2 separate regions of the Mus musculus genome follow, and region 1 is linked to region 2. The links are chromatin loops, found by intact Hi-C in ENCODE. Cell type or tissue: left cerebral cortex. All regions are shown on one strand. Links, peaks and the distances in the headings refer to the core of each region. The heading gives the core; the rest is flanking DNA.

Region 1 (16,072 bases), core at 4,218-12,217, 390 kb after region 2:
CTTTCAGATTTAGAACTTCATGACTCCACTCAACAAAGATGCCTGTATGTTCTGGAGAAGACAGCTGAAAAAGTGCAGAATGATCTCCAGGGACACGGGCATGCGGAAGTACAGCCAGAGCACTGGGGAAGCGTGGTCGGGAGATGAAGGCGTTATAGCACCAGCAGTCCCACAGTACTGTGACGTTCCAGCATGCAGAACAAGGGCATCAGGCTGACAGGAAGGAACTGTGAGGTCCTCCACAGCAGGAGAATGACCAGGAGAGCAATCCTGTTTGGCCAGTGGGCATGCTCAGGTGGAAACGCAAGTATGAATCACCACCGGGCTGAGGGCACAGGGCCTGTTTACCCAGGAAGCACTGGGGTGGAACCAGGTCAGTGTGAGAGTTGAAGAAAGAAAACCGTCCTCAAAAGTCCTGAGGTAGCCTCTGGGGCAGGGAGAGAGAGAAAGGAGAGCCTGGGAGGGTGTTCTTCAGGAACGCCACGCTCAGCTCCTTCCTGAGGGACCACTTGTGTACAGACTGCAGGCTGCCAACACCTCTGCTTCCCTCCATATGCTGGCTCACCTGTCTGTCCATATGCCCCCATCCTCTAGCTTCACCGACTCTAAGGGACACAGCTGCTCTCACCTCGGGCTGATGAACACGCCCAGAAGAGATAGTGCTGTCTGTCACACAGGGTTTCTGAGAGCGTATCTTTAATTTTTAGGGTTCCCGCTTGGGCCCTCAGCACTCCCTTGGACACTCTTTCTGGTTTTCTGAGTCCCTGGCTGCCAGTCTCACTGTCTCCATATCAGTACATATTATCACCTCTGTCATAGTTCTGTGAATTTATTTTACATTATTAACACTTTCTCCAAGCATACCCTCCACCATAAGCCTTGTGAGGAAATGACATCAAAGTGACTGTCTCTTGACTGGGGACATTAAGATAATCTCCTGTGCTTACACATTTTCTCTTTGCTCACCTTCTCTTTCCTGTCTCTGAAATAATAACATTCTCCCCACAGGCCAAAGCCAGCCCCTGTACCCTTTCATCTCAAGCCTACCTTCTTCACCTCTTCTTGGTCCTGACTCTCCTTTGCTCCTTCAGCTTCCTGTGCCTTTGAACTCCTATTGGCTCCTTCACGAGAGGTGAGTTAGAATCTCTCTGCGCTTGGTCAAGCAACAGAACAAAATAAGGTCATTCCTTTCACCTGGAGTATCTGAAATCCTTTTCTCCCCTCCTATTTAGTCACTATTTTTAAGTTGGATTATTTGGTTCACTTACATTTATTATAATCGTGCACATATCTGAATTTATTTTCTACTCATTATGTTCTATTTATTGCTTATTACTATTGTTGTTTTCGTTTACTTGTTTACTTCCTTGTGCTTTTCCATCCTGTTTCCTCTTCTCTTAACCTGGAAGTTGTACAATCCTTTTCTATGAGTGGATCTGTGACTCTGTAAGGCGTGCATGAAGTCCGCAATGACTTACTCTTTCTGTCTGACTCCTTTTAAAGAGACATTTTGTATGAATAGACAGTTCTAAGTTGATTTACTTTCCTTTAAGTTCTATCTGGTTGTGTCTTTTTTGGCTGCATATTTATTGGAACGCTAACTAAAGAATCTCCTGTAGTCATGGGGTGACACCTCTCATGATGATTTCTTACTTTCTTTTCTATAATACCACGCGTGGCCGAGGTTACTTGAATCTAAATAGCGAGTGATCTCCCAAACTGTCTAGATAGGGAAAATTTTACATTAAAACATACCATGGAGCTGGCTTGCATTTATGAATTCTCCTGGAAGATTTTTGCCCCACCCGATGCCAAAGTTCAAGTCAGGCAATTTCTCTGTGGTGTCTTGGGGGAATTCTCGGTCGTTAGGCTAACTATTATCTTCTGTGGGGCAGAGCTTTGTGCTGCAGAGGGTTTCTTGTTTGGATGGACCCGGGTTTTGGCTCCTCCAAGAAAACAGACCCCAAGTTTGTTTGGTGCACAAATACTCCCAAGGTGAAAGCCAGTCACCTGGCGTCCTCTCTTTCTCCTTAGGTGTTTGCTCTACGCGGCCGGGTGCTGCTGTACTTTTCCTACAAAGCTTATTTCTATTCACCACACATAGAGCAATGACAGACCAAAGGAGAGATTCCAGCCGAGTCTAGCTCGGTGAGCTAATGAATTTAACGGGACTACTTAAAGGAGCATGGGCCACTCAAAGGCAGATCCATCACTGCACACTTCCCCTCCTGCCTAGGAGACACATCCCAGAAGCTACGTCCCTACAGACTCAGCGGCAGCTCCACTGAAGCGGCTCCTCTCACCCAGACTTTGTGTGTTGCTTATAGGACCTCAGCGATGGGCCTTGTGAATCTCCCAGATTTTGAAGCTTCCTGAGGCTCCTCCCTCCTCCCGGGAAGATATGTTTCAATTAGTGCAAGCAGCTAGACATGGACCCCAGGGCTTGCTGGGCGAATGCTCTACCACTGAGCCACGGTCCACCTTGTTCTTGGTATTTTTTTTCCCCTTTCTTGCTGGTTTACTGAATATTGGGAGTTGTTTTTTTTAAGCCAACTTCTTTTAAAGAGAAAAATTACCCTAAAGTCTGCCCCCATTCACAGGAAACCCCTCATTCTACCTCCAGTCAACTCAGGCAGAAGCCATCAACGGTTTACACCTCAAACCCAGAAGACCCCAACCCTCACCTCACTTCCAATTAGATCCTAGACGCCTCTCTTGCCTATGATGATCTCTATGATTCTGTTCTCTCCAGATTCTTTTTCCACTTCTGTGAGTCTCTCTTACTGCCATGTTGCTGCGCTTTTGACTTCCAGTGCTCCCTTGAGCTGTATGAACACCTTACGCTGTGCTCCAGGCTTCCAGAGCCACCTCTTCGTGGCTCACGTACATGATGCCTATTTAAGTCAGGGTGCCCCAATCCATGATGGGGATCTCATGTCTCTCTGCCCATACACATCCTTCCTACACTAGGTACCAGTTATCTGTGTCAAGTTACCCAGGAGTCCTACCAGGCAATCTTCTCCCTCACATGCCACATCAACCAATCTTGCCTCCACCTCTTGAATCCATTTCCCTGTTGGCTGTGGCTGCCTGGGGTCTGCTCTTCTTTCTCTCCTGTCTAGGCTATCGAAACAACCTCCTCTCAGGCTCCTTGTTGTCAGCGTTCCCATGATTTGACTTCTGTATCAAGTTTTAGTTTATTTGGATTAGCAAAGTGGTCCTCTTTTTTTAAAAAAAATTTAAAAAGATGTATTTTATGTGCATGTATGAGTGCTTGTATGCATGTATGTGTATCACATGTGTGCCTGGTACGTGATGAAGCCAGAGAAGGAATTAGATCTCCCATAGTTATATTACAAGTGGATGTGAGCTACCAGATGTGGGTGCTTGGAACTGAATCTGGAGCCTTTGCAAGAAAAAAAAAAATACTCTTAACTACGGAGCCACCTTCTTAACCCTGTCCCATACACAGAGACCTGTATGTCTGAGGAGCACTGGTCATCCAAGAATCAACTGTAGCATGGCCTGTTCCCGGTCACACCTAATTCTTCAGCTGTTTCCTGTAGGGTGGAGTCCCCCAAGTCTCTGCCCCAGTGAGTCTGACTCTGTTGATTGTGCCACAGTGTCCCCAAGTCATTATTGTCTTTCTTTCACGCTTGTCTGCATAGGAGGACAGGCTTCATGAAATCCAGGAACCAAGATTCAGCCATGTGTATATGTTGTGTCTGGTATACTTGGCACTCTGTAAGTGCTCATAGAATATAGGTAGAACTGGCTGCTGCCTGGGGCTCAGCTCTGTAGGGAAACTGAGATGAGTCCTCGCCATGGTGTCTCGGTGCCTTGTGACCAGGATGGAAGCAGTAACACTGTGTGACCTAGCCCCTGGAGCACAGGGAGGAAGGGCTTTTTTTTTCTGGGAGAATGACTTCTAGGAGGTCCGAGGGATTGTATAAGAAAGGGGCACAATAGTGGAGAAGTTCATAGGGTGTGGAGGGATCGAGCCTGCAGTTTAAAGAACTTTAGTAGAGCATCACTAACAGAGTGTCTTAGTTAGTTAGGGTTTACTTCTGTGAACAGACACCATGACCAAGGCAACTCTTATAAAGGACAACATGTAATTGGGGCTGGCTTACAGGTTCAGCGATTTAGTCCAATATCATCAAGCAGAGCATGACAGCATCCAGGCAAGGCATGAGGCAGGAGGAGCTGAGAGTTCTACATCTTCACCTGAAGGCTGCTAGCAGAACACTAGCTTCCAGGCAGCTAGGATGAGGGTCTGATGGCCCACACTTTCAGTGACAGACCTACTTCAACAGGGCCACACCTTCTATAGTGCCACTTCACAGGCACTTCACATGTACAAACCATCACACAGGGGCTGTGGAGAGAGGGAAGGAGAATGAGACTGGGAAAGGTTGATAAGCGGGAGGAAGTTCCAGCTAGATAAAGAGAAGCTTCAGTGTGTTGCTGCACGAGAAAATGACTATAGAAAATGAGAATTTCTACAGTCCAGAAAAGCCAGGGGAACAGTGTCTGAAGGCTTTACAGTCAAGACAGGATGTCTGAGAAGATATGTTTACCCTGACTTGGTCATACACAGTATATGTGTCTACACGAATGTCACATGACACCACAAAATACAAGCATTTTCTTATTAAGGCCACATCGCTGAGTCTTTAGCCATGGCGAGGAGCTCTAGAAAGAGGTGTTCTTGGGCCTGGTCACAGAAAGGAGCACAGGATCATGGGTGTGAGCCAGACAGTGTGCCTTCCTGAAGCTCAGGGCCTAAGAGGGAAGGTAGATAGATGCCTCACCTAGGAGCTCTGACTGGACAAGATATCTCACACCCTCACAACAGGGTGTGAGAAACAGAATTATCCCTTCTCCCCACCCCAGCAAATCTCATTTTTCATCTTCAGCTTGGTTCTTGGGAAAGCATGAGATGCTGCAGTTTTGAACAAAGTACAAGAGCAGTGAGTGGGGCTGTGGTTTTAACAACCGATTACGGGCAAGCATGGGCAAGTCGCACCTTCTCTAAGTCTCCTCATCTGCAAGCAGGGCCCACTTGGACAGGGCTCAGCTGCTCCGCAGGGCGGTAGGGAAGACAAAGCTTTGATAACCAGGGCAGCTACTCTCTTTACGTCGATACCCTTCTGTGCTTTACATACAATATCCTAACCAGTTCTCGCAGTGTCCTTCTGAGATCTCATACAAATGAGTGAATTCAGGCTTAGGGAGGTCAAAACCTCTCACCCTAAGTTTCAGACAAGCAGGCGGTGGGTGTGTTGATCTGGGGACCTAGCACCGAGGTCCTTGTTCTCTGTGCTCAGGCTGACCTTCCTCCTGCTCAGAGGTAAAGTATCTCTAGACTCCCTCTGTGAACCCAAGGCATATGGAAAGATAACCTCAGAGGGTGCTCAGTGTCCCCCTCCCCAATTACAGGGGTACTGGCGTCACAGAATTAATGATTAGCCCTTCAAAACGTGTGGATGTCATTTTACTTGGAAGCCAGATCCAACATAACCAAGTTCTCATTACTAAGCAGGTACACCTGTCACCTCAAACCTCTGCAGAGGCAGGGGGATCAGGGATTCAAGGCCATTCTCCTGTGTATAATAAGCTCACAGCCAGCCTGGGCTACATGACACCCTGTTTCAAAACAAATAAAAGGCCTGAGTGGGTGGTAGCACTCGCCTTTACTCCCAGCTCCCCGGAGGCAGAGGCAGAGGCAGAGGCAGGAGGAATCTCTGTGAGTTCGAGGCCAGCCTAGTCTACAAAAAAAAAAAAAAAAAAAAAAAAAAAAAAAAAAAAAAAAAACCATTATCTGAAAAAAAAGAAAAAAGAAAAACAAACAAATAAAAGAGCAGGAAGAAAGAAGGACAGAAGGACTTGGATTCATACTGGATCAGGGAGGGCCCTGAAAAATGACCATTGCTATTCTGATGACAGATAATTTGTATTTGTTAGCACTATATGGATATGTGTAAAGGTGTGCTCGCTCACTCACATGTACACACATGGAGACCAGAGGTCAACAGTGGTCATCTTCTTTTATTGATCTTCACCCTATCTCTATCTATCTATCTATCTATCCATCCATCATCCATCATCTGTTATCTACCTATTACCTATCTATCCATCTATCATCTATTGTTTACCTTTTACCTATCTATCCATCCATCTATCTATTCATCTGTCTGTCTGTCTGTCATCTATCTGGGAGTAAAGGCATGCATGTCCCGATGCACATGTAGAACTCAGAAGACAATCTGTGGGAGTCTGTTCTCTGTGTCAACTCCAGTCATCAGGTTTGGCAACAAGCACCTTTACCTGCTAAGCTATCTTGCTGGCCCACCACCTTACCTTGAACAGATCTTTGTTGAACTTGAAGCTTGGTTGGCCAGTGAGACTCTGGGGTCTGCTTGTTCCTGCCCTCCTACTGCTAGGGCTCACAGATGTGAGCTGTGCACCTGTTTTCTATCTGGGTGCTGGAGATCTGGACTTGGGTCCTTGTAGTAACACAGTGGGCACTTTACCAATTAAGCCATCTCCCCAGACTTGGATGTGGAGACACAGGCTGGGAGAGAAGACTGCCATGTGAAGATGGGGCACCAAGGATTCTGGGAACTACCGGAAGCTCAAAGGGAAGGAGTCATTTCTGAAGAGTTTGATGGAACGTGGCCAAGTGATTTGGGGTTTCTAAGCTTCAGAGTAAACAGAGAATAAATTTGTTATGTAATGCCAACTTTGGTCCAGTGGCCCTCAGTACTGTTGGACCACAGCTGGGGGCCTAAAGGAGGATAGATACAGCATAGTTGGGTAGACCAGTAAGACAGACTTGGAGAAGTAGGCTACTTTTGGGGGGCAGGTCATGATTGAGGGTAAAAAGAATAAAAATGGTGGTGTTTATTTACCCAGCTATGCACTAAGCACCAGTTTGACTTTCTACTTGTGTGTGTTTGTGTGTTGTACCTGGGGAATGAGACCAGAAGTCCTGTTTTCCTTGGGTTCTTTGTGTTGGAGACAATTATAAGGTAAGATGTCAGAACAGCGCCCCCCACCTTTGTTTGTTTGTTGGTTGGTTTGGGTTTTTTGTTTGTTTGTTTGTTTTTGAGACAGGTTTCTCTGAGTAGTCCTGGCTCTTCTGGGACTCACTCTGTAGACCACACTGTCCCAGAACTCAAGAGATCTGCCTGCCTCTCCTCCCTCCCTCCTTCTTGACGGTCTTCTCTATCCCTTGGTCTCACACATGAAACTATCTATGACTTTGAAAGGCTAAGATGTTGCCTGTTTTCTCCTAGTTGGTTATCAGAAGCAGAATACAGATCCCAAAGTCTCTTGTGAGCTCTTCAGAAAGATACGGGATCATTTGCCTTTTATAAGTATTTCCTACTAGGTTTGAAAGTAATGTTTATCTGGAAACTATTTAGAAGTTACTGGAATACTTAAAGGAGAAACAAAAAATTATTTCAGCCTGCCTCTGTGGCACACACACCTTTAGACCCAGCACTTGAGAAGCAGAAACAGGCAGTTCTCAGTGAGTTTGAGGCCAGCCTGGACAACATAATAAGACTCTGTCTCAAAAACAAACTGAAAACCTTAGTAGTAATATTGAGTAATATCGTTCCCTTTTCTCCTACGCATACATGCATACATATCATCCACAAAAATTTATTGTAAAGGTTGGTGTTTACATTTTCATTTAACATGGAGTAACATTTCCTCGCGCCATTAGTTTTTGTAAACCGATTTTTAATCACTAGTGCTCCTTCACATGAGTGAGCCACAGTTTATCTAAGCTTCTATGATTGCTTCTCTAGTTTCCAGCTTTTTCCAATGATAAATAAGCAAGGGAACATTTTGCGTAAATATTTAGCCTCATTATTTCCTGAAGACAGACAGGAGGAAATGCCGGGCAAATGCAATGCGTTTTGTGAAGCTGTCTGATAGGTGCTGTCACATTGTTTCCCAAAATGGTTCTACCTGGCCAGCACCCTCACCAAGGCTGTCAGCCGTGCCAGCCTAGCTACATTTCGAAAACACAGACGCTCGCTCGCACAGGTAGTTGTGTCCAGCTCGCTGCAGCGGGAGGGAGCCTCGAGGGGACGCCGGTCAGGAGACTCTGGCGACGAACCCAGCGGGACACAACGGGCCGGAGGGTCGGGGCTGGGGGAAGGAAGGAGGACGGGCGCCGGCGCGGCCACTCCGCGGAGGGAGGAGGGAGACTGTCGGTCGGCGGACCCGGCCTCCCCCGCTTTCGGCTCAGCTCCGCACGGGTGCGCGAGGTTGGCCGAGGCGAGAGCCTCCGCCCCTTTAACAGGGACCCTCCCCTTTAAGGCGGGCGCACGCGCGCACCCGGCCCCGCCCTTCGGGGGCGCGCGCGGCGGCGGCCGCACCGGCTCCCGGGAGCTCACGTGCCGGCGCGGAGCGAAGGAGCCGGGCGCGCGCGGGCGGGCGGGAGGAGGGAGGGAGGGAGGGAGAGAGGCGCCGGGGGCGCGCGCGCGCGCTGGGCGCTGCTGGGCTGCGGCGGCGGTTACTATGGCGGAGTCGGCCGGAGCCTCCTCCTTCTTCCCCCTTGTTGTCCTCCTGCTCGCCGGCAGCGGCGGGTCCGGGCCCCGGGGGATCCAGGGTGAGTCCGGGGCGGGGATGGGGGGGGGGGGCGCGGGATACAGACGGCCAGGCGAGGCCTCGCGCTCGCCGTGGGGCTCGGGCGCGCCCCCTCCCCAGCCGCGCAATATGGCCGGGCGGGGGGCGCGGAGGGCCGGGGTGGCGCTGGGTCAGCCTTGGGGACCCGCGCGCTCTTCCAGACGGAGCCCGACCGGGGCGCCCAGGGGGTCGCGCCTCCTGCACCCTCCGCTCCCACCCCAGGCTTCCTCGAGATGTGGAGGTCCCTGGCTCCTGCCCTTCAGCGCGTCCGTGCGAGGGGGGTTATTCCCTGCCAGCAGATGCTCCTGGGGGCGCCTTTTCTCCCGCCAAGATTGTGGGGTTCGACGATGGGGGGCTTGTTTCTCCGATGTGTTCTGTTGCCGAGAGCCTATGCGTACCCTAGGCTAGGAGGGTAGGGGTCTCTAAGCCTCCCTTCATCATGGGGTGCCCCTACCCTCTTTCCCCTGCCACCCTGATGGTCTAGGCACCGGAGTCACATTCCCCCTTCTTTCGCTCAGCTCCTTGGGTTCTGCAGGGCACCCCCCTCCCACCCACCTCGGATATCCATGCCTGTAGACGCTGTTTGGAGGAAATGGGGCGAGCAGGCCCCTAAACCTTTTTGGAGATTGGCCTCAGAGCCATTCCAACCCTGTGAAAACCTAGTTCCCCAGCTGTTAATCTGAATCTAGGTGTATGTGTGTTTGCATGCCTCCTCACCTCCCCCACCCCGCCCCAGGGGGCCCATTCAGTTAATCACTCCGAGGATGCTTTTCAGGTGAGATCCTGAAAACTGCTTCCAACCCCCCCACCCCCAATTATTTAAAGACCCCCACGGTTGGACCGTCTCCCTGGCCCTTGGTCAGTACTTTTGCCTTGACACACAGTCCCTCCTCCCGGCACCCACCCTCCACACACACCCCTTACCTTCCAGCCTTAAGGGCCTTGTGTGGCCAGGCCCACCCCCACCTTTCCCAGTACAGAGGTGGAGACGTTTCTGTGGGACACTACACCGGCTGTGTTGTTTATGAGGCTTGTGAGGCTGGGAAGAGCCGGTGAAACCCTAAAATATTTCATCTGGTAGTATTCTCAAATGTGCTTTGGCATTGGGGTTACAGAAGAAGGTTATATTTGGCAGTTGCATCGAAGTGATTATTGACCCACAGATGGATATGGTGAGACAATTAGGGGTTGTATTTGCTGCTCCCATTGTACAAAGCCTTCTGCTTTGGCTTCTCAGCCGCCCCCAACCTTCCAGCAATGGAAGTTCGTGTGTGTGTGTGTGTGTGTGTGTGTGTGTGTGTGTGTCTGTCTGTCTGTCTGTCTGTCTGTCTGTCTGTGGCTCTAATCTGCACGCGCACACACACACACACACACACACACACACACACGAGATGCTCAGGTGGGTCTTGGTTTAGTAACGCAGACCCTCAGTAGAAGACACCATGCTACTTTGGAGTCTCAAAACCAAGTTCACTATCCCCGTCTTTGATGTGTTCTTCCAGAGTGGCGGGGCTTGTGCGTCGGCGGCGGGGTCTTTGTTCACTGGCTAGTGCTTCTGCTAGGCACTGTGCTGAGTTCCCTGTGTTGCTGCTGCTCTGTCACAGGTAACTGAGCGGCGGCGGCAGAGACTGGTAAACCCCGCCGAAGGTGGATGAACAGCCTTACATTTGTGGGGAGAGAGTGATTTTCATAAATAAGAATGTTCTCTGGGGCTTGTGGGCCATGTTTCGAGATCTGTGACAGTGCTGTTTCCCTAGTAGGGTGGTAAAAATAAGGACATTCCGTCTTCAGGTTTGTCGTGTTATGTGTGTATAAATAAATCTCTAAGTCCCTCCAGTGAAATTCATATCCTGCCTCTAGCATCTCCAAGATTTTGAAACAGTCAGTTCCCTGCTGATTTGGTGTCTGTCTGTGGGCTTGCCTTGTTGCTAGCATAGTTAAGAATGTTTAATTGGTAAGCCAACTGGTTCTGAACACGGTTTGTTTTTGTATCCTCCCCAAACTGGATGCTTGTTGGGGTGGCAGTGGGTGGGTATAACCGGGAGTTGGGCTCTTTTTTTGGTAAATGGGATATTTGGTTGTGTGTCCAGCAAACATTCTCCAAGGCCTTCAAACTTCTTGGCCAGACACTGCAGTTTTTTCCGGGATACATCTAGTTGCCAATAGTGCATGCTACAGAGACCACTGTTGCAAAAGGCTTAAAGTCAGACGTCACTTCTGGGAAAGTAGAGGCTGGGATAACAAGAAGTTGATTTTTTTTTTCCCCTCCCCTGCATTTCCTATACAGAGCTCCTGTGGGCTGGAGAAGTGACAGACCAAGGCAGTTCTCAGGCCTGGTATGTGAGCACCATGTGAGGGCAGCAAGAGATAGGTGTCTACTAATTCATCAAAACTGGGGCTTAGTAAAAAGCCAGGACAAGGATTTTTACCCTGGAAACAGCATCCACTGGGTAGATGGTGTGTTTTAAGACCTGTCTTAGGAATCTTAACTAGTGTTATAAAATGTAAAATTAAGTTAGTAGCAGGAGAACATGACATTCATGTTTTAAAGACAATCGCAGCAAGAGAGGCATCTGAGGTTCTGATAGGAACATTTTGCATTTCTATGAACAGCTTCATTGAGTGGGTTTGGACTTGAGGTGGGGGGGGGGGGAGTGAACTCCTGTGGAGGGGCAGGGAGCCTCTGATTAGTTTGTTCACACAGCTCCTGGGCAGATGAGATAAAGCACTTTAAAATGGCTACTCTGGGTAAAGGTTAGAACCAGATGGAGGGAGGGAGGGAGGGAGGAGGCTGTGCTCAGGGAACTTTGTTTCATACAGGTTGCCCTTGAACAAGTAACTTAACCTGTTACTGCCTCAACTGTCCCTCTGGAAATGAGAAAATACCCTGTGTCGCGCCGATTGGGACATTTGTGAGGCTGACTGACTGATAGGCCACTGTTGGCACGGAGGTATTTTTAGACATGGTTTCTGAGTTCACTGAATAAGCAATGTTGGGTTACTTTTTATCTTATGGGCAGAATAACATACTTTGATTGATAGACACGCCACATGTCAGTGTGGCTCGTTTCTGATTTTGCTTTTTGGTAGCCAGGGTTCAGATTTCCTCCAGTTAATTTCTGCCCTTGGCAGGCTTTTTCCTCACCCACCAGCAGCATACCTGATCTAATGGAAGGCAGGCTGGAGGAGTGACCTGCTTTAGGCTTTATTGGTTGGTAATGTTATGCAACTCTGGGTGTGTTTATGGTACTATGTAAATGTTACATAAGAACATGGAGGCTGAGAGGTGGCCAGAACTTGGCTGTGAACACAGGGAGGTTAGATGGAAGGAAGGCTCCATCCAGAAAGCCCTTGGGAGTCTTCAGGCAGGGGGGAGAAACTGCACCGTATTTTCCTCTAGAAACCCTCTCAGATGATTGTGCCTTTCAGGGGACTGCTGTGTTATAAATAGGTTTATTCTCCACCGGTGAGCTAATTGTAACCTTGCTACCATTTAAGAATCAGTAGAGAGGAGGAGGGAGAAGAGAGAGGAGAGGGGAGGGGAAGGGAGGGGAGGGGAGGGGAGGGGAGGGAAGGGAAGGGAAGGGAGACCTGCGCCATCGCTTTCAGCGTGTCCTGTCGAGGAGGCTGCTTGTTGCATCTGGGAACATGAGTTGGTTGTTTTGCAGTCTGTTCTCATAAGTGCCCAGGAGTACAGGGTGCTGTGTGGAAATGGAACCCTCAGCCCAGGGCACTTTTGACTTTCTTTCTTTTTTTGCAAGTTAAATTATAATACTGGTATGGCTGTTGTGTTTTAGTTTTGAAATCTTTGCGTGTTGCTGAAGTTCAGCTTGGGACAACAGTCAACAATAAGTCTGAGGTTCCTTCTCTCTGTACTGAGTTCTTATGTTGTCTGTTACGGGGGGGGGGGGGGGGGTCCACCGCTGTAAGATGGTGTTTTGTCCTTTTCCTCTGTATTTACAGAAAGATCCTCTTCCTCATCCAGCCTACAGTGCTGGTCCAGCTGCAGGCACTCTCAGTGGTCAATCCCACCTAGACTAGGCATTCATTCACAGCCTTAGAGTATCTGCTCTTGGGCCAGTCTAACTGGCATTTCTCTCAGCTTGCGCCATGGAGAGCCCAGTTTGAATACCGGGCTCTCTGTTTCTGCTCATCTCAGTGTTTCTACCCTGTGTGTGGCTTACCATGAGCTTGGACTCCAAAGACACCATCTTCACTCTCGTCTGCTGTGTACCTGTTGGCTTCCATCAGGATAAGGGGACGGGGACAGGTACATGGGTGGTCCCACAGAGCAGCCTCTTTCACCTTGTGTAGAGCCACCAAAGTTTGATTTAGCAGTGAATTCTCCACCCCCACAGATCCTACCCATGCTGTCCGTCTCTATTCAGGCCTTGTGGCCATTCTTCCCATTTCCGTCTCTCTGTCCAGTCTCAAGCCTGTGTCTGCCCCACTGAATCCTCTGGGTTTCACATAATGAAAATGACAAGTGTCACGTGGCCTCTGATGCCTACCTGGTTACATATAGGAGATGCCTTTGTTCATTCAGTTGGGTGTGTGCCTAGAACAGCTTCTGGCATGAGGACATAACACTGAATGAGAGGAACAAAAGTTCCCAAAGCCCTGCTGTTGTGGAACTTAAAATCACCGTGGCTTAAATGCAACCTAAGTAAACACAGTTCCCAGCCGAGGCTCTGAGGAGGGTGGGCTCGTGCGTGCCCAGAGCCGCCATCCGTCCTCTGCTTTATTCATCCTCTGTAAACCTCGGAGATGGCTTGGTATTTTTTTCTGTAAGTTGGTCACAGACACTGCTGACCAATAATATGAGCCGTTGCTCCTCTAGGAAGTACAGGGCTAGTTCCTGCAAGCCTCTGATGAGAGGTTTCATCAGTTGATCAACAGATAACCCTGTTTCTGTGTAAAGACACCTATTTAATACATAGTGTTGGTTCACACCGAGAAACTCAAGCAAGAGCAGTGCTCTACCTCTTGTCTGAATCAAGCTCCCAAACACACCGTTCTCCCCAAGGCATCGCTGTCTTCTTGTGCTTGGGAACGCCAGACATCACTTCAGCACTATGCTTGGAGACTGTTCTATATAGCAAAACCATCAACAAAAAGCATGGTGCTAAGTAGACTGCCAAGAGGACTTGTGTTTACCGTGGGAGAACCTAAATGGGGAGCAAGTGTCACCTTGACCAACCTCCAGTGGGAGCACGTGTACCGAGCTTGCTCAGGTCTTACTATTGTGTGCATATATCCTCGAATGGCTGGAAAGGATTTTGAGCATTGTGTTTTGGGATTACAGGTAACTTTTAGCAAGCAGGCTAATTCATTTGCATGCAGTCTGAATAATGGAGATCAGTTTCAGTAGTTAAACAAATGTCCTAGAGGTAAATTGCATCATGTAGAATTTTAAGGACTCCTTTTTGTGTGCTTGTGTCTGGTGTGTGCACATGTGTGAGCTGCCACACTTGTCATGCCTATATGGAGGCCAGAGATCGATGTCAAGTGTTTTTCCCAGTCATTGTCCACCGTATTTTTGGAGACAGGGTATCTTGGATAGACTAGCTAGCCAGCAAGCCCACGGGACCTGGCTGTCGTCCCCGCCACATCCTCTCCCAGTCCTTGGATTACAGACGTATGCCTCCATACCTGGCTTGTATACGGATGCTGGGGTCTGACCTCAGTTTCTCTCATTCACACAGGGAGAAGTTTGACTATGTCCCTAGTCCCTAAGGTCCCTAATGGTGCCACTGCATCTGGACATTTTATTGGTTTTTGGCAATGCTGGGGCTGGAACCCCAGAATTGTGTAATACACACACCTAGAAGTCCTCTAAGTAGATAGACATATACATGTTGAATATGTTTGGGTGATCCATAGATTCCTTTAGCACATACTTAGTGAGCACCTTCCATACTGGGCATTGGCCTAGGAGCGTAGCTGCCTTTCTTCAGAATGCCCACCTTGTGCCGAATGAGACGGATACTAGACGGCAGAGAAGAGGTTGTGCTTTTGGCAGCCACCCTGTTTCCCACGCAGAGCCCTGGGATCTGCTGTCTCTCCACTTGTACCCAGTCAGTCAGTCTAACAGTGGTGTAGTTGGCCCTACCGCCTAGGGATTTGGCAGATAGGTCTCAGTGCGTTGATGTTCAGGTGGGCTTGGTATGATTGAACTTGCCCTTTAAAGCTTATTCTCAGTCCATTGCAGAAAGGAAGTCGGTGATGCTCCTGCTGGCTTAGAAGCAAGTGAACACCCATGTTCTGAGCTTCCTGTCCCAACAGACACGTGTAGGCAGACGAGTTGCTGAGAGTGGTCCTCATCTGACAGGAAGAGTAAAACAGTGCTCTGGGTCCTGGTTTGCTGGGCAGTGGATTTTGCAAGCAACCATTAAACTTGGAAGGGGACCTCATCTTAGAGAAGCCTACCTTAGCTGGCTCCCGTCTTGCTGTGCGTGGACTTGAGACCTGTAGAGACTGAGTAAAGAGTAAAGTGTTTGTGCGCGTGTGGTGATCAGACAGCCGTGGGCACAGCGGAACGATGGGAGAATGCAGAGAAACAGCCCAGGATGTGGCCAGGAGCTCAGCATCCTGTCACTAGGACATACATAGGAAAGTCTTTTCCGAGGTGTGGTGGCGTGGGGCATGAACCTTTCCTCGTAGCTGAGGCTGAGGCTGGAGGATCATCTGGAGTTCAAGGTTGGAAGTTAAATGGAGGAAACAGGATTTGTGTACTTTCCAGATTAGCTGGGGTTGAATTGAGCTGAGGAGTGTCTTAAGAATTTGTGGAGGAGCCCCTTCACCCCAAGTCCTCAGGCATTATCTTGATATGTGTTTGTATGTTGCACTTAACACTCGAGACATAAGATTAAATCAGTTTGTTTCTAATGGTCCAGGCATGCCTGGCCCCAAGAAGAAGCAAGAGGGACACCCTTGCCCTTCAGCAGTTTACGGGCAAAGTGACTTTGCTTCTGCCTGTTGGAATTCCAGTGGAACTGCAGGGGTTCAAACCTTCTCATTCACCGGGTGATGGTGGCAATAAAAGCCACCAATAAAAGTCTAATCTGCTGGAAGTGCAGCTTCCTCGGCACAATGCCTCTAGCCTTTGAGACCTCCTTGTTTCTCAGCCTCAGCACTGAGGGTGGAGGGAGCTTAGGCAGTGGCCAGCGCCTGGTGCTCTGACTGCTGGGGTCTGCTGGGTTCTAACCCTGCAGTCACCTCTGGCTCCCTCCCCTGCAGGGTTTTACTGTGGACGTGCACTCGCTCTGTCTCCTCTGTCCCCTCTGTCCCTCCCTGTTGCTTTCCTATGTTTCCAGGGTCAGCTCTAGGCCTCCAGGTTTGCATGGTCAGTCAGATGTGGCCCTGCTCTTGGGCTTCTTGCTGCCCCTTGTCTCTTGCCGGCCGGGACCTTGGCACTGTTGCTGGC
Region 2 (8,000 bases), core at 1-8,000:
CTTGAGGTGGGGGAGGGGAGGAGTGTACTTCCACCAGAGAGCATTCTCCCAGCCTCCCCACTTGCTCACAGGTCTCCGCTAGTCTTCCAGGCGTTGCTGTTCCTATTTTGTTTTACAAAGAAAAGGAGAACTAGACAAATGTTAGCGTAGCCCCGAGCCTCCCCCCACCCCCACTGTATTGGATGATGGGGTGGAGGCTGTGGAGGCTAAGCTGTCTTAGCAACTCCCGGCTTGTGAGGGAGGATGGCGACTTGGCAGCTCTCCTCAGAAAGTCTGACTTCTGGAAAGTCTACAGCCTGAGGTGTCTGCCCTCGTCTGCTTTGTGTCTCAGGCTACTCAGTGTGCCTGTGAGCTCCTCTGGCAACCCTTACAGCTTATTTATGCTTGGAGAGGGGGTGATCCTGTACAAGGTCAGTTTTTGGGGCTCCCATAGTTCACTTCCTGGGGACGGAAGGTCTCACCTCTCTTCAATATCCGTGTTGCTTCTCACCTTTCTCTCACTCTGTGGCCTACTGGGTGTCCCTCCAAGATGGAGGGTTTCAAATGCAGAGGAAGGTGCTCCACGGGTCAGCTAGGACCTCCCCCTCCTCCCATGCTCTGGCAAGCACTTCATGCTTATCATCGAGTCCTTTTGTTGCCCCTTTCAGATCCGAGGCACCCTTAGGTTGTCCTGCACCCTGAGCAGGTCTCCAGGGTCTAACCCGGGGAGGCACTTGGAGATACTCTGTCTGCTGAATGCAGATACTCCGCGAGGAGTGCTGGCTGCATAAGACAGTGCGGGGTGTGGAGAGGAGTTGGGGATTTAGCTTCATGGTGGAGTGCTTGCTTGTGCTGGAGCAATCTGGAGCAAGTGCAAGGCCCTGGAATCCGGTGCTCAGCTCTGGGCAGGGCTGGGTGGGGTGGGGTGGGAGGAAGACACTGTGCTTGGCAATGTGTGGGTGCCGGAGGAGGATCAAAGCCAGGACCTTAAGGAGTGCACAGGTGCACAGTAGGGAGTAAGGCAGTTGCTGGGCTGTAAGCAAGGCAGAGAAAGTGTGGGAAAAGCTTTAACTAAGGGCTCTGAGTAACTTTGAGGAAGGTGACAACACATCTCCTAGGGGAAATCAGAAACCCTGCTGAGGAGGCAGGGGAATTTGCCCTGAATTTTGGGTGAATGCTTGTGTAGAAAGCCCCAACACATTTGAGGAAGAGCAAGTGGCCTGGCCCAGGTTAGAGACAGGGTAAGGTGCCGGGCTACGTGCGTGCAGCAGCTGTGCAAGGTGGATGGAGCTGAAAGCAGCTACTCTGGGGCTGGTGAAGGTGCAGAGGTATGCATACGGATGGTTTTCCAGATGTTCCGTGCCAGCATGTGGGACTACCCTGCTCTCCAGATGTTCCGGGCCAGCATGCCGGGCTACCCTTTCAGCTCCCTTGAGCTGATCACCTGGGTCTCACAGGGGTCATTTATTTTCATGTTGACTATGTGAACTTGTCGTAAAGGAAGGAACGTCTGGAGAAGGGGCTGAGAGCTGAGCATTGGAGTCCTAAGTTCACAGTGGTGAGCCATGATCTGGGCTGTGACCTGTAATATTACTTGAGGTATTAAATTTGTTAAAAAGGACACCTGCTTCATCAAAGTGGGGACAGAGAAAGGTTTGACATCTGTGACCTGTAGGACCCAGAAGGAAAGGTACAGAAGGGTAGAGGGGAGAATCTGAGGTAACTCTGAGTCCCCACACCTGAGGTGGTTCTTGTTTGTTTGCTGGGTTTGTTTTTGTTTTATTGGTGATTTCCTGTTTTGTTTTTGAGACAGGGTTTCTCTGTGTAGCCCTGACTGTCCTGAAACTCACTCTGTAGACCAGGCTGGCCTCCTACTCACAGAGATCTGCCTGTCTCTGCCTCCTAAGTGCTGAGATTAAAGGCGTGCACCACCATTGCACTATCTTTAATGTCTCTAAACCCAGCCTCATTCCTTCTGACTTACCGTGTCTGTCAGCAGTAGTCTAGATGGTGTAGTGTCCAGTGCAGAGCTGGGCCCCTGCATGGTCTGCCAGCACCGTGCTGAACACGTTTTCCTATTTACTGCTCTTGACTGTCCTGTGAGTTTAAAAAACGAGCTTTAGTGTTCCTTTTAGAAGATGAATCAAGTGCTGGGCAGTGGTGGTGCACGCCTTTAGTCCCAGCACTCAGGAAACAGAAATAAGCTGATCTGAGTTTGAGGCCAGCCTGGTCTACAGAGTGGGTTCCAGGACAGCCAGAACTATGCAGAGAAAGCCAAAAACCAAAACAATTAACAAAGAAGCTAGAGAGAATAGATGACTTGTTTATGTCATACGGCTAGTGATGAAATGGAGTTTCGAACCCAGGACAAGCTGACTGGAACCTTAACTGCCCTTAACCACTTTTCTAAATTACCTCTCTGCCAAGACCTGCCACAATTACCATATAGGAATTGCTTCTTCAAGTATCACTCTCATTACCCTTGTGATAGCAATAAGTAACATATATTCATAGTTTGTACGTCGGCTTCCCTCTCACCTTTCTTCTCCCTCCCTCTCCCCTTCCCTCCTTCCCTCTCCCTCCTTCACCTCTTCCCTCTCCCCTTTCCCTTGTGCATGCTCATCTGTTCTGCTGCCCCACCCCCTTCCCAAGCCCTGCTCCCTTGACCTCCCCACGAGTCCCAGCCATCATGCAGTTTCTCATAGGTAGCAGGTATGCATAATGAAGCACACATTCTTCAGTTTGATTGTCACAATATCTTTTGAGGTTTCAGCCTAGTGCAGGACAAAGGAAGACACAGCTCCTGGGTGGAGTTGTCTATGAAGTTTAAACATTCCAGAAGTGACCAATAAAAAAACCTGTGATCTTTTTGCTCTTAATTATGCCACACCCTTTTGTGGAAGGAATTCTCTCTGAGTCTTCTGCTTCCATCCAGGTCATAGAACTCTGTATGTGGGGGTTCGGATGCCGCTGGGGAGGCAGAGCCATCGGCACCACCGCACTCATGGCCAGAAGCACCGGAGACGAGGAGGGCGGGGCAAAGGAGCCAGCCAGGGCGAGGAGGGCTTGGAAGCCTTGGCCCACGGTAACACCCTGGAGGGAGGACAGAGGCCCATTGTGGGGAGAGGTGGTGAGGCGTGGGAAATGCAGGAGGAGCATAGCCACGTAAAGTCATTGTCTGGGGTTTCCAATAGGAAGGAGTGCTTCTAAGGATTAAAAATGCCTTCCTGAAAATTTACATTTCAGCACCCCAATCAACAGTGTCAGAATTCATTCGCTAGAGAATTAGCCATTTCTTTTTACTGAAATTTGTCAGATCTCTAGAAAACTATAAACACAACACCACCTGTTTATGTGCTCAGGTATTTTGCCTACATGCATGTCTGTGTGCCACGTGCGTGCCTAGTGCCCTTGGAGGCCAGAAGAGGGCGCCAGATCCCCTGGGACTGGAGTTACAGGTGTGAGCTGCCATGTGGGCGCTTGGAACTGAACCCAGGTCTCTAGAAGAATGGCCAGTGCTTTTAGCCACCGAGCCTTCTCTCCAGCCCTGGTTTCTAGGTTCTCATGGGACTTCTGCGAGTGGTCTCAGTTGACAGCTCTGCTCCCTTGTGGCCATGCTTCCACAGGAGAGCCTTTCCTCTAAGAAAAAGGAATGTTTAAACCTGTATTCAGGGCATCTTCTATATACCCCCAAGCTGCTAGGCAGAATGCTATTTTTGTTCTGATTTGGAGGCTGGTACACATGCAGACGTTTCTCTCTCCGGTTGGTTTCCTAGACACCCCGTCTCAGCGTGTTCAGTTCATTCTTGGCACTGAGGAAGATGAAGAACATGTGCCTCATGAGCTCTTCACAGAGCTGGACGAGATCTGTATGAAAGAGGGGGAAGATGCTGAGTGGAAGGAGACGGCCAGGTGAGTGTGGGGCAGACACCTGCCTGCTGCAGCAGGCCTCTCAGCAGGCCAGACCTGCTTGCCTCTTGTCTCTTCTTGGTAACGTGGTTACCAGTAAGCCTGGCTCCAGCTCTCCGTGGTGCAGGGTCAATGCATGCACTGTTGTGGACATTTTCCGTGGCAGAGTTAAACAGGCCAGTTGGCAGTGAGTCTTCCCTGTTTGTCTCCGTGGGTTTCTGAAGTCACACAAAGCACTGATAAAAATGTTGTTGTTTTTTGAATGTGGTATCACTGTGTCCTAATGATGTAGAATTTTAAGAATTATCCTTATTATAGACAGTTTTATAACTAAAGATTTTTAAGGGGCTAGAGAACTTGGCTCAGTGGTTGGGAGCACTGACTGTACTTCTAGAAGACCCAGGTTTGATTCCCAGAGCCCACATGGCATCTCACTGCCTGACACCGTCATACGGATACATGCAGACAAGACACCAATGCACATACAATAAAAATAAATATTAAAAAATTTTAAAACAAATTAAGCAAAAGAAAGTGGCAGTGTCCTTCAATCCTACTGTCCCAAGGATAAAACTAGGAATGTATTTGGGTCTTAGACATATATGTGTTTGTAATTTTATGTTTGTCTCAGAATAAAAACGGGTGAGATTTGCACTGTACCACAGCTTGCTTTTCCCACTTACTCTGTGTCTGAGCATTAGATTGGGAGTTAGTGTTCAGCGTGACAGTTCAGGTTTTGCCCTCTTGCAGACCCCACCCTCTGTCTCTGACATCTCATGTTGGCAATATTTGCAGGTGGCTGAAGTTTGAAGAGGATGTGGAGGACGGGGGAGAGCGCTGGAGCAAGCCTTACGTGGCCACGCTCTCTCTGCACAGCCTGTTTGAGCTGAGGAGCTGCCTCATCAACGGCTCTGTGCTTCTGGACATGCGTGCAAGTAGCATAGAGGAGATCTCAGGTATGGGGCAAACGATGGGCAGAGGAGTTGGGCGTAAACTCGGAAGTATGAGAGCCAAGCATTCTGGCTCACACCCGTAACCTGTCATTAGGAGGCTGGAGAGCAGAATGCCAGCTTTGAGGTCTGAACTCTACAGTGATACTTTATCTCAAGCAAAACAAAACAGAACGTTGAAGCCAGAAAGGAAGAAAGTTAAAGGGTCATTGAGGCGGTGTTTGCCGTGCCAGCTGGGCAGGCGGCCTTAGTGCCATCCCAGGAATCGGTGATGGAAGGACCAACTTCCGGAAGCCGTGCTCTGACCTCCACGAGCTCACCATGGCACTTCCTTTCATCACATACACGCGCACACACGCACACAGTAGTGGTGGTGATAGTAATAATACCTTTTAAAAAGTAAAGATTTAAAAGCACACACTCTTCCTCTAGAAGAGATACAGGAGGTGAGCCATGGCATCCCACACTTCAGCATGGGGTGCGGGGTGGCCAGTCTGGTGTGAGCAGATGTTAAGTTACCATGTTTGGGGAGCAGCATTGGAAAGCACAAGTGTCTAGGTGATTCTGCCTCTCTGAGGAGGGGGACCTGGGGACCGAGGCCAGTCCTGATGGAATCCTGTGTCGACTCCTTTGAAAGGTGGTGCCTGGGTGTGCCACCCACTGTGGGGAAAGTGGGATTAAAAAAAAAGTTCTCTGTCAGTGCCCTGTTCACGGCTGCCGAGGCAGCGGAACCTGGGGGGATTGGAGGCCATAAATGAGCATCAGAGAGGCCATACAGTTTGTATGATGCTGAGGGTTAAAGGGCGTCACACGAGTAAAGTGTGTCTCGCCAAGTCTGAGCTGCACGTGGCGCCAGCTAAGCCTTTGCACCGGGCAGGCAAGCCGCACGTAGCAAAAATCGTTTTTTGTTTTTTTGGGGGGTTTTTTGTGGAGGCTTATAAACAAATAGCAATAGCCAGGTATAATCGAAGTGAACTCAGTGCTGTCCACTACACCTGGCAGGGCGTGGAAGCACATCCCCACACTGCGTTTGAAGAAACTGAGGTCACAGGACATGGTTTTTTGGAGTTTTTTTTTTTTTTTTTTTTTTTTTTTTTTCCATAAGCACTCAGAAGTCTCCTCACACTGCTCCATCCTTGAACTGTGTTCCAAAAGGGTCACAACTGTCTTTCACTGACTTGTAACTACATACGTGTCTAAGAGCCTGCGAAGTTCCTAAGAAAGTGTGTGCCGTGTTTTGGATAGAGGAATCCCTGGGAATTAGTGCCCTACAGCCCTCAACAATGAGACCTCAGCCAAGCCTTGGCAGGGCAGCTGTAAGAATGATGGAGGCTGAGTTAATACGTCAGGCCATGGGAAGAGAGGAGGCAGAGCGCTGCCTGCATGGGGCAGTGGCGGAAGGGCACTGTTTCCAATGCAGCTCGGGAGGTAGAATTGATGGTAACAACCTGGTGGCATCCAGATGGCAGTGTCTGTGTGTAATTGGAGCTGCCATGACACTTGAGAGACAGATCTGAACTGAAATGTGCCCCTAGGTCTTCTAAAGGTGGTTCAGGTTATTGTGGTCAGCAGTGGGGGTGGGGACTCCACCTGTCTGAAGCTGGCTCAGGGGTCATAGGTTGGGTGAAAGAAAAGTATCACCCTTGGAGACTGAGGGCCACTCAGCAGTGTCACAAAAATCGGACAACAGCCACCAAACCTGTGTTACCCTCCTAGGACTGCTGGGATACATCTCCATCCGTGTGGTGGCTCGTGCCCGTGATCCCAGCATCCAGAGGTTAAGGCAGGTAGATGAGGTTCAACACTAGCCTGGGCTTGTAGCAAAGTCTTGTCTCAAAATAAAACCAGTGAACCAATCAGTAAGTTTGGAAGTCAGAAATCTGAAATGAGTTTAGTTTGGGCTGCATTCCTCAAAGGCCCACAACAGGAACGTTTCTCCAGCTTCCAGCTTCCGGGAGCTACAGGTGCTTTTTTGTTTTTTGTTTTTTGAGACAGCGTTTCTCTGTGTAGCCCTGGCTGTCCTGGAATTCACTCTGTAGACCAGGCTGGCCTCGAACTCAGAAATCCGCCTGCCTCTGCCTCCCAAGTGCTGGGATTAAAGGCATGTGCCACCACGCCCGGCTACAGGTCCTTTTTGATTGAGGATTTTCTTTTCTTTTGGGGAATTTTAAGAGGGAAAGGAAAAATAAAACTAGTAGTAGAGGGTGGAGCAGCTTGCCGCCACCCGCTGCTCCTTCCCCGAGCACCTGATGCGGGTCCTCTGTTCCTGAGTGTTGGTTGGACTCTGCTTTTAGACCTGATCCTGGACCAGCAGGAGCTGCTCCGAGACCTGAGCGACAGCGTGAGGGTTAAAGTGCGGGAAGCCCTGCTGAAGAAGCACCACCACCAGAACGAGAGGAGGAGGAACAACCTCATCCCCATCGTCCGCTCCTTCGCTGAGGTTGGCAAGAAGCAGTCTGACCCGCACTCCATGGACAGAGATGGTGAGGGGGCCTTTGGGGGCGCTTGCGGTTTGTTTTGTTGGTGCTGCTGCTCCGCACTACATCTCTTTGGTGGGTGGTAAGCAGGGTGGCCCGGGACTGGTACCGTCTCCCACTTGTGCTCTCAGAAAGGGAGCAGCTGTGAGGAGAGTGCCCAGTGCCCACACTGATGCTCATCTGGGGCAGAAGAAGCAGCCTTTTTCAATTAGCAAACGTCTTGGCTCAGACACAGAATGCTGTAGCATAGACAGGCTTCTGTGCTTGTGCTCTTGGCTCTGCCGTCTGCAGAGTCTGTGGCCCTGGACATCTCTTACAGCCCTTCACATGTCAAGTTAATAAAGACCATAGCAGGACTGTCCTTCCTTTGTTATGGGATTTCCAGGCATTCACTTAAGTCTAAAGTCTGATCCCAGGTGCAGGTGGGTTGCAAACTCTTCAGCTGCTAATGGCTACCTCCCCGTGGCTTGGCAGAGCCTTGTCTGTATTATATTCTAGTCTCTGTGTTTACTAAGTTAGAGAGTACAGACCTCTTTGGGAACCTGTTTCTTCTGTAAGCTTTCTGTAGAGGTCCACATGCACTTCTGGCTAAAGGTCACCGCAGCTATAGAGAAATGAGAGAGAGGCCTTGACTGCTAAAGAAGATGGAGGGAGTAGCTAGGCCTCTTGCTTACCATTAAGTGCG

Evidence for each region. Hi-C counts contacts between places; a loop is a spot of excess contacts. Peaks named below come from ENCODE experiments on the same cell type or tissue, not always from the same donor. Only the 100,000 strongest peaks of a DNase experiment are listed, where the experiment ranks them.
Region 1: a loop joins it to region 2, with 5 times the contacts of the local background. A loop is called at or near these places in 2 of 42 quality-filtered maps.

Annotation. Positions count from the first base shown.
Region 1 is chr15:101,165,607-101,181,678 of GRCm38, forward strand. Acvr1b (activin A receptor, type 1B) reads left to right here and starts at 8,466. Exons shown (of 9, transcript NM_007395.4): 1 at 8,466-8,629. The coding sequence starts at 8,539. In left cerebral cortex, for the core only: no CTCF peak of the experiment used is centred there; DNase peaks (open chromatin) are centred at 8,313, 8,970, 9,176, 9,552 and 3 more places; H3K4me3 peaks cover 4,253 bases; H3K27ac peaks cover 3,524 bases.
Region 2 is chr15:100,780,032-100,788,031 of GRCm38, forward strand. Slc4a8 (solute carrier family 4 (anion exchanger), member 8) reads left to right here. Exons shown (of 25, transcript NM_021530.2): 3 at 2,915-3,064; 4 at 3,756-3,891; 5 at 4,684-4,844; 6 at 7,133-7,321. Among named protein-coding and RNA genes, the nearest start is that of Gm52175, 18 kb to the left of the region's middle. In left cerebral cortex, for the core only: a CTCF peak has its summit at 3,395 (motif pointing right); DNase peaks (open chromatin) are centred at 119, 726 and 3,752; H3K27ac peaks cover 664 bases.